Linked DNA regions of Homo sapiens: region 1 is linked to region 2. The links are chromatin contacts, found by Hi-C or POLR2A ChIA-PET in ENCODE. All regions are on one chromosome and are shown on one strand. The core of a region is the stretch at or near the end of the contact, and the rest is flanking DNA. Distances in the headings are between cores, read along the strand shown.

Region 1 (5,977 bases), core at 3,168-5,667, 5.2 Mb before region 2:
AATTTTAAATTTTAAATTTTAAATTTCAAATCTTCTTGGGTTCTTCTGCTTTGGCTAAGGCTTCCAACAGCATTTTGCTACAGAGATGATGGGAGGGAAGAGGGCTAAATACAGAGAAAGTGTGTTTGGGTCAAAAAGGGGAAAATACTATATAGTCTAGGCTTGGTATTCACTTTAACCTGAGTCAAAGATTAAAACATTTTAATATGTTGGAGCTATGGATTTACAGCAATCATCAAATCATACTTTCAAAAAAAAAGTTACAAAAACATCTTTGTGTGGAATCTACTTTATGTTTGCTCATTCCAAAGCTGACAAAAGTAGCTCCAGTATTTACTGAATTTCTCTTTCCAAAGCAGATCAAATAATTTTCAGCTATTTTTCACTAGAACTCAAATCAAACCAAAACAGAAATTAACCAACTAAACAACTCCAAAAGGCGTTAAAGCCATTTTGCAGATGGGAAATCCAAGGCAAAGGGATATTAAAGGGCTTGTTCTGGCAGAATCATAAAACAGCTAGCATCATTAAGCCAGGATGTGGTGCCTTCCCTCAAAACTTGTTGTTCTTCCATCACAGGTCACGTCTCCTCTTATTTCCTAACTGCAATGACAGTACTTGATGGCTGAAAAAAAGACTTAAGTAGCTATTGCATTTTTTTTCTTTTAAAATCAGATACACAGAAAGCAAGAAAATAAATATGGGGCCAAGGTCTCAGTAATGAAGAGCTCTTAAGACTACGGATAAATGACAGCACAAGAACTTCCCGCTAAACTTGCAGTGCCTATTTGTTCTTTTTATGGTCTATAAAATCTATCCGAGCATACGTTTCTTTATAATTATTTCAAATAGTCATAAAATATCAAACGAACAGTATGGAAATGCAGATGGAACCATTCAGAAGGAAAGAAAAGTGGAATTTAGATTCCCAGCTCCCTTTTCATACCTTCCTTGCAACCCCCCAAACCTTTTCCTTTCCTTTTTTTTTTTTTTGAGACGGAGTCTTGCTCTTGTTGCCCAGGCTGGAGAGCAGTGGCGCGATCTCGGCTCACTGCAACCTCCGCCTCCCAGGTTCAAGCGATTCTCCTACCTCAGCCTCCCTAGTAGCTGGGATTACAGGCACGCGCCACCACACCCGGCTAATTTTGTATTTTTAGTAGAGACAGGGTTTCTCCATGTTGGTCAGGCAGGTCTTGAACTCCCAACCTCAGGTGATCTGCCCGCCTCAGTCTCCCAAAGTGCTGGGATTACAGGCGTGAGCCACAGCGCCCGGCCTAAACCTTTCCCTCTTTCATAGCAGGTAGGTGCTGACTGCTTAAACAAATCTCAAATCAAACAGATCTCCCGGGGTTCTTTTGCTTTGGCTAAGGCTTCCAACAGCCTTCTGCTACAGAGATGATGGGAGCGAAGAGGGCTAAATAGAAAGTGCGATTGGGTCAGCATTTTCAGCTGCCTTGTGGGCTTCTATATAATGACTAATTTGTAGCATACACCCAGAAATATCCAGGCTTCATGAATTTATAACGACAACGCACACTTTGCCTGTTATAGGCGGTAAAGTAAGCCTCCTGTCAAAATGCCAAGACAATGCGGAGCAGAAACAATCTCAAGGATGTAGCCAAGAAGGCCATGAAGTGTATGAGTAAGCAAGTAACTCCCATATTGGATCTCTATTCAGGAATTGCAGAGGTTTGCTTAAAAAAAATAAAATAAAATAAAGCAACTAAAGGTACTCTTTTCATACTCTTTTCATTCCCCAAGGGCAGAATTAAAACTCTGCAGCTACAGATTTCTCTATTTTTGGGTCAGATTATCTGTGATCAGTGTGACAGTATTTTCACACCAGTTACTGAACATGCTAAAGCATTTGTGGGTCTAGAGCTTTCATTTCATCATTTTTGAATGAATCAGACATAAAGACCTCACCATTCAAGACAGTTTCTTTAACACCAGGACTACACGTGTGAATCTGCAGCACAATCACCAGTTTATAATAAAAGAAATGAGGTATTCTGAAGCTGAATTAAGTGAAATGTGGAGCCATATGGGGTGCTGAGGCAGATGATAAGGATCCAGGCATAAAACATATAGTAGTCCATCTGCAAAGAGCACTGGCACTCTTGCTGGGTTCCCTTATCTGAGAAACAACCCGGGCATTTAAATAGCACCACTCTTCAAAGAAATCTCTCAAAAGGAGCGTTCTTTTCTTTAACAGGATTAATCGCTTCACTCCAACAAGTTGTCCATAGAAATCGCTTACCACATTGTTGGGCTGAATCTAATGGTGACTTAAATGAGGACACATGAAGATACTGGGAGCTTCACATTCCAAATTCTTGAACGAAGACACCCTACTTTTCTAAACCTTTAAGCCAACTTAGTATGCCTTTCACGGGCTAGCAAAGAAACCTTCAGGGACCACATTCCAATTCTGTCACAGGATCCTATGGCAACTATGGGAAACAATATCCAAGCAGCCAAGGGGGACACAATCCCACCTAGCACAATTTCCATTTCATGAAACTTACATTTTGGTATTATGGACACATATTTTTCGCACAAACACTCCTGAATATATCTTTTAACATGTCAAGAAAAATTTTCCACGTAACTACATGCAGATTGACACTATTTTCTAAGGTTCTTAGGTTACTAATTGAAAGCCGTAATCATCCTAAAACTTTCTATTACACTTTTTTATTAAGCCGTCTTTTCCCTAATTGTCGGTGTTAAAAAGCAGCTATTACATCATAATGCAAAGCTACGCAAAGTAAATTAAGTCTCCTCAGATGTCACATTTTCCCCCCCATTACTTAAAAGACCTCCCTGATTTTTAGCATGGCGGGTATGGTTTAATAAGTAAAAATTACTCCGCACAGTTGGGTGGCATCGAAGTTCAGGATTCTCCAGACCAGAACGTTGTGAAGTGTCTCATATATACAGGACAAAAAAGGTCTGGAAGGAAAAGAAACTTATCTAATGCTGTTTGTTCTCAAGACTAAAGGAAAATGACCCTTTCAACCTTAGCATTAAAAAAAATTCTTTGTCTAGGCAAATTCCTAGAAAAAAATAGTGTGAAGAGCGTCCTGGATTTTCATGAAACGATTTTTTAAAAAGAAAAATAGGTATCACATGGTAGAAGGCTCATTTGCAGGCTTACTTCCCTTGGAACATACGCCTCAAGGCTGGGGAAGCGCCGACCTCCAGAAGGCAGCATGGTTATCTGTCAACCCCTCACGGAGCCCGAAGACACCCGGCTAGTCACAAAACACGAGCTTTTCCCGGGAGGCTGATCGCTGAACAAACGCAGCTTTTGCCAAAACGAAAGAAATCCCTGCTCAAAAAAGTTGACGTTACTTCGAGATTAACTCCCAGGTTTGCAAAATCTGGTAAAAATCTTTCCATCTGGTGTACTTCCTTCGCCTCGCCGCCACCCCCAACTCCAGAAAAGCAGCACAAGGCTCCTTGTCTCCCTCCGAGGCGGCTGCGACGGCGGAAACCTGATCCGAGCCTGACTTTCAGTAAACACCAGCGCAGAGAGCAATAAAGCATCCGGAACATTTGTCTCGGGCGCGCGGCCCCCGCCCGCTAAATGTTTGATAAGCGGCTGTCGGAGGGGAGATTTGTCAGCGGTCCGAGCCGAAGGCGGGGAGGGTGGAGAGAAGGCTCGTCTCTGCGCCCGGCGGCCGCCCGGTGGGTGGCTGCGTTACTGTGGCCCGGAGCCCGACAGAGGTGCGTGTCAGGGGCTCGGGAGGCCTTTCCCGTTGCGCCACGCCGCCCTTCCGCCCCGGCGAGCGCCTTCGAGACCTGGGGCTATTTGGGAACAAAGCCCTAGGCCCCGGGGCTGGCTCCCCTCGCGCGCTCCCGTCCTACCTGCGTGGAGCAGCCCGAGGCTGAACAGCAGCAGCAGCAGCAGCTCCAGCGGCGGGGGGCAGAGCCCGGGGCTGCGGCGCTGCTCAACCTCGGCGGCGGCAGCGGCGGCGCTGGAAGGTGCTGCTCTCAAGCCCATGCCCGTCCATGCAGGTCTCGTGGGCTCCGGCGAGGGCGGCGGCGCGGGCGCCGTGGCGGGTCTGGGCCCGTGGCTGCGGCATGGGCCGGGGGGCGCGCTTCGCTTCCTCTTCTTCCTTCTTCAGGCCCGTGTAGCAGATGGGGCGCCACCACCGCCGCAGCAAGCAGCGCGCAGCCGGCGCAGCCAGTCCGCGGCGGCAGCAGCGGGGCGCAGGGGCATCGTGGCGGCCGGAGGCGGCAGGCAGGGAAAGGGGCGGAAGAGAAGACACAAAGACCGTGAGCGACTGCTGAGACGAGTCCCGAGCGCGCCGGCACCCCGGCCCCAGCCAGCGTGGGCTCGGCGGGCGTGGACCTCCAAGAGGCTGGCCCAGCCCTAGCGACCACCCACCGGCGGCCCGGATATCTCTGCGCGGCAGCCCCCGCGGTCGATCAATCTCAGTCCCGCACTGCCGTCCCGCCCCGCCCTGTGCCCGCCAATCCACGACGCCATAATCCCCCGCCGTGTCCCTCCCTTCCTCCCCATTGGTTGTGACCGCACGTCAGCCCGACTCAGCCTGCCAATCGCAGGACCCAGAGGGCCCTCTCCCCCGCCCGCTCAGTGTAATTCGAGTTCCCTGTCCATCGACTCCAAGTCCTCTCTCCTGCGCCGCATGCTGCCTCGCGCTCCCTTTCCTTCCCCCTCTACCCCCTTCCGCGATTTACTGTTTCCTCGCGCCCAACAGAAATGGGCGACCGCAAGTCTTACTCTCGCCGGCGTTACAAAGGTACCGGCCTTTGACCTCTCCTTGAATTAATGTGATCCGATTCATCTTCCCTCCAAGTTTTTTTTTTAATTTAATTACCCCTCCCTGCCCTGGCCCTGCCAGCTTCAGCTCCACCTCCTTGGAGGAAGCAGGCGCTTTTACAGAGCGCCGCGCGGCAGGTCCCCTTTCAGCCAATCACATCTGCGGAACCGCGTTCCGAGTCGTTTGAGGGTGTCTGGTAAAGCAAGCTCGGGGCGGTGTTGGAAATCTGAATGTCACCCGCGGTCCGGAGCAGATAGGATGGGCTGGGAAGGTACCCGCGAACTGCCGCCGGAATTCGCTGGCAGCTGTGCGAGGCTCAGGTGTTCTAGTTTGACATTTCCCTTCCTGAAAGCGGCAAGGAGAGGTCTAAGAGTGGGCAAACTTCAACGTTCGGTTACAGTGTAATTAATGAGAGTGGTGGGTTTTTATGCAGTGTAATTATGCCACGATTTGTTGTTGCTCAGTGGCTTTTTCACAAATTTCTACAGATTATTTAAATTTTCCACAAATTTCTACGGATTAATTCAATGGCAGCTCACTTTCTCCTTTTATGATCGGATGGGTCCGAAAGTGAGGAAAAAGACAATTGTCTACAAAGAAAGAGGCTGCCAAGTGGAGACAGAAAAGCAGTTATGAGACTGATGATAGATTCCAATTTGTTATCGGTAGGTGTGAAGTGGTATCTAATCTCAAGAATGACCTCAAGGCTGAGAGACACTTGATACCGCCCTCGCCTTTGCCTTTCCCCAAACAGCACAGGGTTGCCATTTAAAATCCACTAACATCCAAATCGTAGTTGGCAACTGTACCCGCTATGTTACTCAGAATCTCTAATTAGGAATTTCTTATCAACCACGGACATGCTGATATTCCACACATGTTTAAATGAGCTAATCAATGGACTAGGATAATTGAGGGGCAAACCTTCAGTCTCACCAGCTCACTTATTAGACACATTTTGAATTGCCCAAACCACTAGGTCCCTAATGAAGGATGCCTATCTGTTTTTACTGTAACTTTTCATTACTTACTTGTTACATACTATGATGACTTAAGGGGTAAACACACCTTTCACTATCCACAATATAATCCAAGCCTGTGTATATCCATAATACGCTTAATAATAGCTTCACAGTTGCCTGGAGAAATGACTTTTGGGGAGGAAGTTATATGACATTTTTAGA
Region 2 (5,951 bases), core at 795-3,294:
TGAATGCGTTTAAACGGGAGGACTCGCAGAGCAATGTTTCCGAAAGGGGGATCTGCGCGAATGTCTGTATATAGTGAACTTTGACACTACTATTGAAACTGACACGTTTCTATGGAGATCGCTGCCTTATATGGAGCTCGTGTCAAGGAGCCAAGAGAAGGGCTGCTGGCAACTGATAATCAAAGGCGACTGACTGGTCAGAGCCCTGAATCGGGGGGAGAGAAAATGGGAGGCTAAGGTTAGCCAAGCCTCCTGCACGCCATTGGTTGGAGAGCCCCTCCCCCCTCCTCTTTTGCTTTCTTTCTCCCCCCCCCGCTTAGCTACCTACAGACTGGGATGGTGTGGGGAGGAGGAGAGAAAGTGAGGGAGGGGGGTGTGTTTCTGACAAGCGCAATTTACATTGAGATCGCCCTGCGCTGCTATTTACTCTGAGACCTGATTAGTATGGGTCGTCTATGGTCACACACACACACACATACACACACACACACTTACGCTCACACCCCAGAGGGGGAAGGGATGACGAGGGGGAGAACGCCTAGCGATGGGCAAAAGGAGAATTAGAGGGAAATTATTTTGATTTCTTCTGAAAAGTTTTTAAAATTAGATTTTATGAGCGTGAAGAGAGTGTCATTGAAAATGTTTGGAAAAATTTTTAATGGGAATGAAACCCCCACCATTTTAATGATTTGTGAAATATACTGGATTTGGATTGTTTTCTTCTCTCACATATAAGCACAATCCAAGTCTGGATTCTGCTCATTTTATATCCTTTTTAGAAACAAGTAGAAACAGGGTAGGATCTCCCTATTTTTTAATCCAAAGTATACCTTGGTTTAAAAGGTTTAATGATGACAAAGCACACTCCTGGAATTTGCAGCTATTGCCACAAATTCGATCGGAATCAAGGGTTCCTATTTATCCCAAAGATGATTTTAAAAATAAACTTTCCAATCAATCCAATTTTTCCTTCTTCTTTTTTTTTTTTTTTATCACCTGGCTGTTCCAAACTCCAACAATGCTTCAATCATTATTAATAAAACAGTAGTAAGTCCCCATATTGTTGCAGGGTGGGGGGAGATTAGTGTGGCCAAGTCAGTCCCGGGAAAAGAGCAAACAAACGAGAAGATGGAGAGGGGGGGAGGCGGAGAGGGAGAGAGAAAAGGGGGAGGAGGAGAGAGAGAGACAGAGAGAGAGGAGAGGAAAGGAAAGAGAGGAGAGAGGAGAGCGCGCGAGATATTGAGAGAGAGAGAGAGAGAAGAGAGGAGAGGGGAGAGAGAGAGAGAGGAGAGAGAGAGAGACCCAGAGAGAGAGGAGAGAGAGAGAGACCCAGAGAGAGAGAGAGAGAGAGAGACCCAGAGAGAGAGAGAGAGACCGAGAGAGAGAGGAGAGAGGAGAGAGAGAGAGAGGAGAGAGAGAGAGAGAGGAGAGAGAGAGAGAGAGAGACGAGAGGGAGAGGGAGAGGGAGAGGGAGAGGGAGAGGGAGAGGGAGAGGGAGAGAGGAGAGGGAGAGGGAGAGGGAGAGGGGGAGAGAGAGAGAGAGAGAGAGAGAGAGAGAGAGAGAGAGAGAGAGAGAGAGAGAGAGAGAGAGAGACCGAGACCCCGATTCCTGAATCCTGAAGGTGATTGGTCGCGGGAGGAGGGGCAGGCGGGAGGAGCGGGTCCCGCGGCGGGGCTTGCAGGAATCGCTGGCTCCGGCTGCCACCTAGCGGACGGGAGCCGCTCCCGGGCGGCACACAGCCGAGTCCCTCCTCCCCTCCCCGCAGGCAGCCTGTGCCTTTTCTCCAAACGAAGACAGCACTTTGAAAATTCTTTCAATGGATTTTTTTTTCCTTGAAAGATCGTACTGGGGGAAAATGATACTTCTATTAGTTACATATTCTCCAATCGCATACTCGCACCCCCCTCGTTTTGAGATCGCTCCCCTAGGCAGGCTCAGGCGGGCGCGGAGCCGCGCGGAGTGACAAAGCCGCCGCTGCCGCCGCCGGGGGTGGGAGCCGCGCTCGCCCGCCCGCCCCTCGACTCGCGAGGGCGTAAAAGTTTGTCTCAGCTCGAGCATTCCTAGCGCCAACACGCCCTCAGGTAAAGGTGGAAGTAAATGGCCACGCTGTATTGACAGAGGTAGGGTTTGTTTTTTAATACTCGTTCTCACTTTAAGTCTCACCAGGGAGGGGTTTGGGAAGCACTGCGTGTTTGGGGGACGTTTTGCGCTTCCTGGTCTCTCCAGCCTACAAGTCGGGAGTCGGCGACCGCTTAGTGACGAGCGATGATTTTAAAGAGCAGAATAAAAGGTTTTCCCGTGCCTGCCCCACAGCCCCTCCAGCTCGAATAATGGAGAACTGTCAATGCACTCCGCGAGCGGTGGCCCATTGTACGCAGCTGATGGCGAGGAGGCGACTGGGGGTAGCAGGGGCTCCTTGCCCTCGTCCCTATGCCCAAATAAACGCGCAAACGCGCTCCCGTCTTCTGGTCAGTTAAAAGGTGAAACGAACACGATTAAAATAGACCAAAAGAAAAGAAAGAAAAGAAAACCTTTCTATGTACAGATTCTAAATCGTACTCCCCATACAGTCAGAGGCAGGGAGTCGAGGGCAGAGGCAGCAGGCGGAGAGAGGGAGATAGGGCGAGGGAAGGAGAACGCGGAGAGAGACGAAGGGAGTGGGAGACCAGCGACAGCGAGCGCCAGGGCACCGCAGGCACACTGGATGCCCAGTCCGCCGGCCCAGCCGCCCTCGGACCCTGGACCGTGCGTCGTGGGCACCAGAAACGAGACTCGGCCAAATCCTGCCTCACCAGGCAAGTAACATAATGGTTGTCGTTTCTCTTGAACTTGGGGTTGGTAACGGGCAGGGCCGGGAGGCAGTCTTGGCTCGCACGGCCTCCGCAGGCCGAGAGCAGAGTCTAGGCAGCCAGGGCGGGACGAGGAGAACTTTCTTCGGGGCCTGCTCGGGAGTTGCCCTCGCTCGGCCTCTGTCTCGCCGTAGCGCTAAGGCGAGGATCGCGGCCGCCGCGCCTCCTTGGAGGGGAGGATCGTGCCAGGCGAGCAGCAATCCACATTCAAAACAGGCTGCTCCCACCCCCACCCGCTATTCCCTCTCTCTCCTAGGCGGGAAACGGATGCCCGGGCGGAGGACGGGGACCCGCACGTTTAACACCGGCCCGGCTGTTCCTGCTGGTGCCGAGCGCGACCCGCGGTGGAGCCGGCTGCAGAGTCCGGCCCGGCTGGCCCTTGTGCCCGCGCCTTGCCTGGTTACGGCCTGAACCTGGCGAGCTTGGCTGCAGCCGCCCACCTGCGGACGCCGTTTGTAACGCCATCCCCTAATGTAACGCGATCGATGGCTGCCTGTCTGATGTGGGCGATAGTGTCAGCGGATTAAAAGGGACATCGAGCCGCTCTCCCGAGCAGACAACCTGCGGCGGCGGCGAGAGAGCACCGGGATTCGCAGCCTAGCAGCCGAGCCAGACTCCCTGCGCCGCTGCCAGCCGGCTGGGGGCGGGGAGGGGGTCGCCTCCCAGGGGTGGGGACAGAGGGGGTGTGTTGAAAGGAAGAGGCTCAATTAAAACCAACAAGAGCGCTTTCCTCCGTGCGGGGCAGGGGCGTGCGTTTGCGTCAGAGGGCGCGCGGGGGGCGGGGGCAGCCGATGCTGGGGACTGCACCCGGGGGCTGGGGGGTCTCGGAAGCGAGGAGGCCTTGCCTAGCTGGGCTGGCCCGGGGTCAGGCCCTGTAGGTGAGGGCCAAGGCGAGACGGGATGACAGCTGAGCCTGCCCGGGAGCAGAGGCGCCCACCCATCCTTACTGTGGGCTCTCCGTGCCCCCACAGAGCTTTCAAACTTGAAAGAGGCCCCTGGGACCCGGCGTGACCCTAGCGGTGGGGAGAAGTTGGGCCCGCGAGGCCTCAGGCGAAGCCGCGGGCTCCTCCGGAAGGAAGGAGGAGGGTGAAGTCCCCTGTCCTAGTCCCAGGGGTGGGAGTGGGAAGCTGTTGGTGGTGATGCCCGGAGCAGCGGAAGCCCGCGGCTTTTCGGAGGAGGGGAGCGGCTCGCACTCCTACGGGGCATCCTTGCCAACTTTCTGTCACAAGAGGGGGCGGGGAGAAACCAAGGCTTTTCGAGGAGGGCGCTGTCCCCCTCTGGAACTCGTCCGGCCTGAGTGGCACTTAGAGCTCAGTTTCTCTTCGGAAGCCTGTGCTCCCCGACCGCGGTTGCACACCCACAGGGCGCCCCACTTGTGCTCATAGCCCTGCCTCCAGCAAAAATGTCTTCCCTAGAGGCACTGAGAGGTCAGCTTAGTTCCTGGGAAGCCCTTTCTTTCTTTCTTCAAGGCTCTCTTTTGATACTGGTCCCAATTGGCACACTTGTCCTGGGCCTAATGCGACCCACACTCAACCAGGAAATAATGATATCTGTTGTTGTGGGGTAGGGTACCTAATAGAAAACTGATCATAGTTTTCGAGAGTACTTAGATCCCCCAATTGGGAAATCCTACATACTTGTCCAGGCACGCTCAGCTGCAGGAGCAGAAAACGCAGTTGTAGTGTCCACGTTTCTTTCACCCACCCCCTCTTCTTCAGATCTCTCTCCCTCCCTTCTAGGCCAGGCCTTTCACCTCGGAACCTTAAGCTGAGTCTGGACGTGGTTCTTGGACTCGGACCGCTGTGGCTCTTGCCTCAGCATCCTACCCGAGGCCTCCAGCCAGGCCCACAGGGGCTCAGCCCTCTCCAGGGTCTCTCTTTCGGTTTGGCGGGTCTGGGAACTGTAAGGGCCTTGCCGGGGCCTGGGCTCCCGGGAGCCTCCCTTCCTTCCTCTGCCTTCCTGGTTCCCACAGACCTGTTCAGTGCACACTAGATCTTTAGTGTAGTTCCCCAAAAAGGCGATGAGAAGGTACCGCTCCGCTTGGGGAAAGGAATTAGGCTGTAAGCCTATAGTACCCCTTGCGGGCTGCTAGCATCAAGCTCAGCGTTAATCACGTTTTAAAAGACATACCAGACAAAGCTTGATCTCTCCCAGCTTGCCACCCAGTAAATTGTGATCTGGTGAGAGAGGAAGAGAAGCACAGATCGGTTTGGCTGCACATTCAGGGTTGACTTGCGTTCCAGGCCCCAGAATCCGGATCTAAGCGGACTGTCTGTCTGTTAACATATCCTCTCCCTCCATATCTTTCTTACCACGAGGCTGAACCATTTTTCACTAATTCTATGGGCTTTTTTTGATATTGATATCTTGGTCTCCCGAAAGTCATTCATTTTAGCTTTTTGGTAAGTCACACTGAACAAAAGTGGCCTTGTAAAAACATTTTCTAAATCTAGTTCAAGAGCCATGGGACCCTACAAATGATCAGATATGTGTAGGAAATTCTCTTTTATACCTCTTCCCTACCTCAAAATCGTTAAAAATGGTATTATTCTGTTTAGCAAGACCACAGAACAGAACTAACCCCGTTTTATCGAGCCCATCTGGAGAGATGAACATGCCTGCAATCATTGAGAAAAAGGTCAGTGCCTCTGATCTTGCTGCAGACCTTTCCCAAAGAGCTTATTTGAAAGGTGCTGAATCAATTAGTCTCCCCTGGCATGAGATTAAAGCCAGGAAGGACATAGTTGAAGATGTATTTAAAATGGTCTCACACAGATCTTTTGGAAGAAAGGGTGGAGAGAGGTGCAGGAATGCCCATCTAATGTTTTGTGATTACTAAAACACAAAACCAAAACAAACAAACTAAACCCCAGCCTATCTCAGAAATCTTTACCCCCAAGACTGAACCCAGCCTATATTGTGGCTGCCTAGTTGTAAAAAGTTCTGCCTTTATCAACAAAAAACCAGGTGGATAGGCCAAGTTAGGAGTCAGGCTTCTGGTGGACTGCCTACCCTTAGCGTGCACATATAGTCAAACCATGAACCCAACAGACTCCAGGGTTTACTATCGCTCTGGTAGCCCAGGCATTTCTTCTTTGTCA

The links. Hi-C counts contacts between places; a loop is a spot of excess contacts on that map. ChIA-PET counts read pairs that join two places held with the same protein, here RNA polymerase II (POLR2A). Pooled maps may share reads with other maps.
Region 1: a pooled map shows a loop between it and region 2 (15-fold over the local background). The contact joins the promoter of RGMB here to the promoter of NR2F1-AS1 in region 2. A Hi-C loop is called at or near these places in 1 of 168 maps with a recorded cell type or tissue (naive thymus-derived CD4-positive, alpha-beta T cell) and 8 of 50 pooled maps. POLR2A ChIA-PET finds 5 or more read pairs at or near these places in 1 of 52 experiments (PC-3).

What each region holds. Positions count from the first base shown.
Region 1 is chr5:98,772,103-98,778,079 of GRCh38, reverse strand. RGMB (repulsive guidance molecule BMP co-receptor b) reads right to left here and starts at 4,417. Exons shown (of 3, transcript NM_001366508.1): 1 at 3,874-4,417. The coding sequence starts at 4,009. RGMB-AS1 (RGMB antisense RNA 1) reads left to right here and starts at 4,996. Exons shown (of 2, transcript NR_033932.1): 1 at 4,996-5,458. RefSeq lists enhancers at 3,181-3,300, 3,556-4,055, 4,791-4,840 and a silencer at 3,941-4,570.
Region 2 is chr5:93,577,312-93,583,262 of GRCh38, reverse strand. NR2F1-AS1 (NR2F1 regulatory antisense RNA 1) reads left to right here and starts at 2,044. Exons shown (of 8, transcript NR_186187.1): 1 at 2,044-2,121. It overlaps NR2F1 (nuclear receptor subfamily 2 group F member 1), which reads right to left and starts at 41. Exons shown (of 3, transcript NM_005654.6): 1 at 1-41. RefSeq lists a silencer at 1,599-1,648 and an enhancer at 1,769-1,868.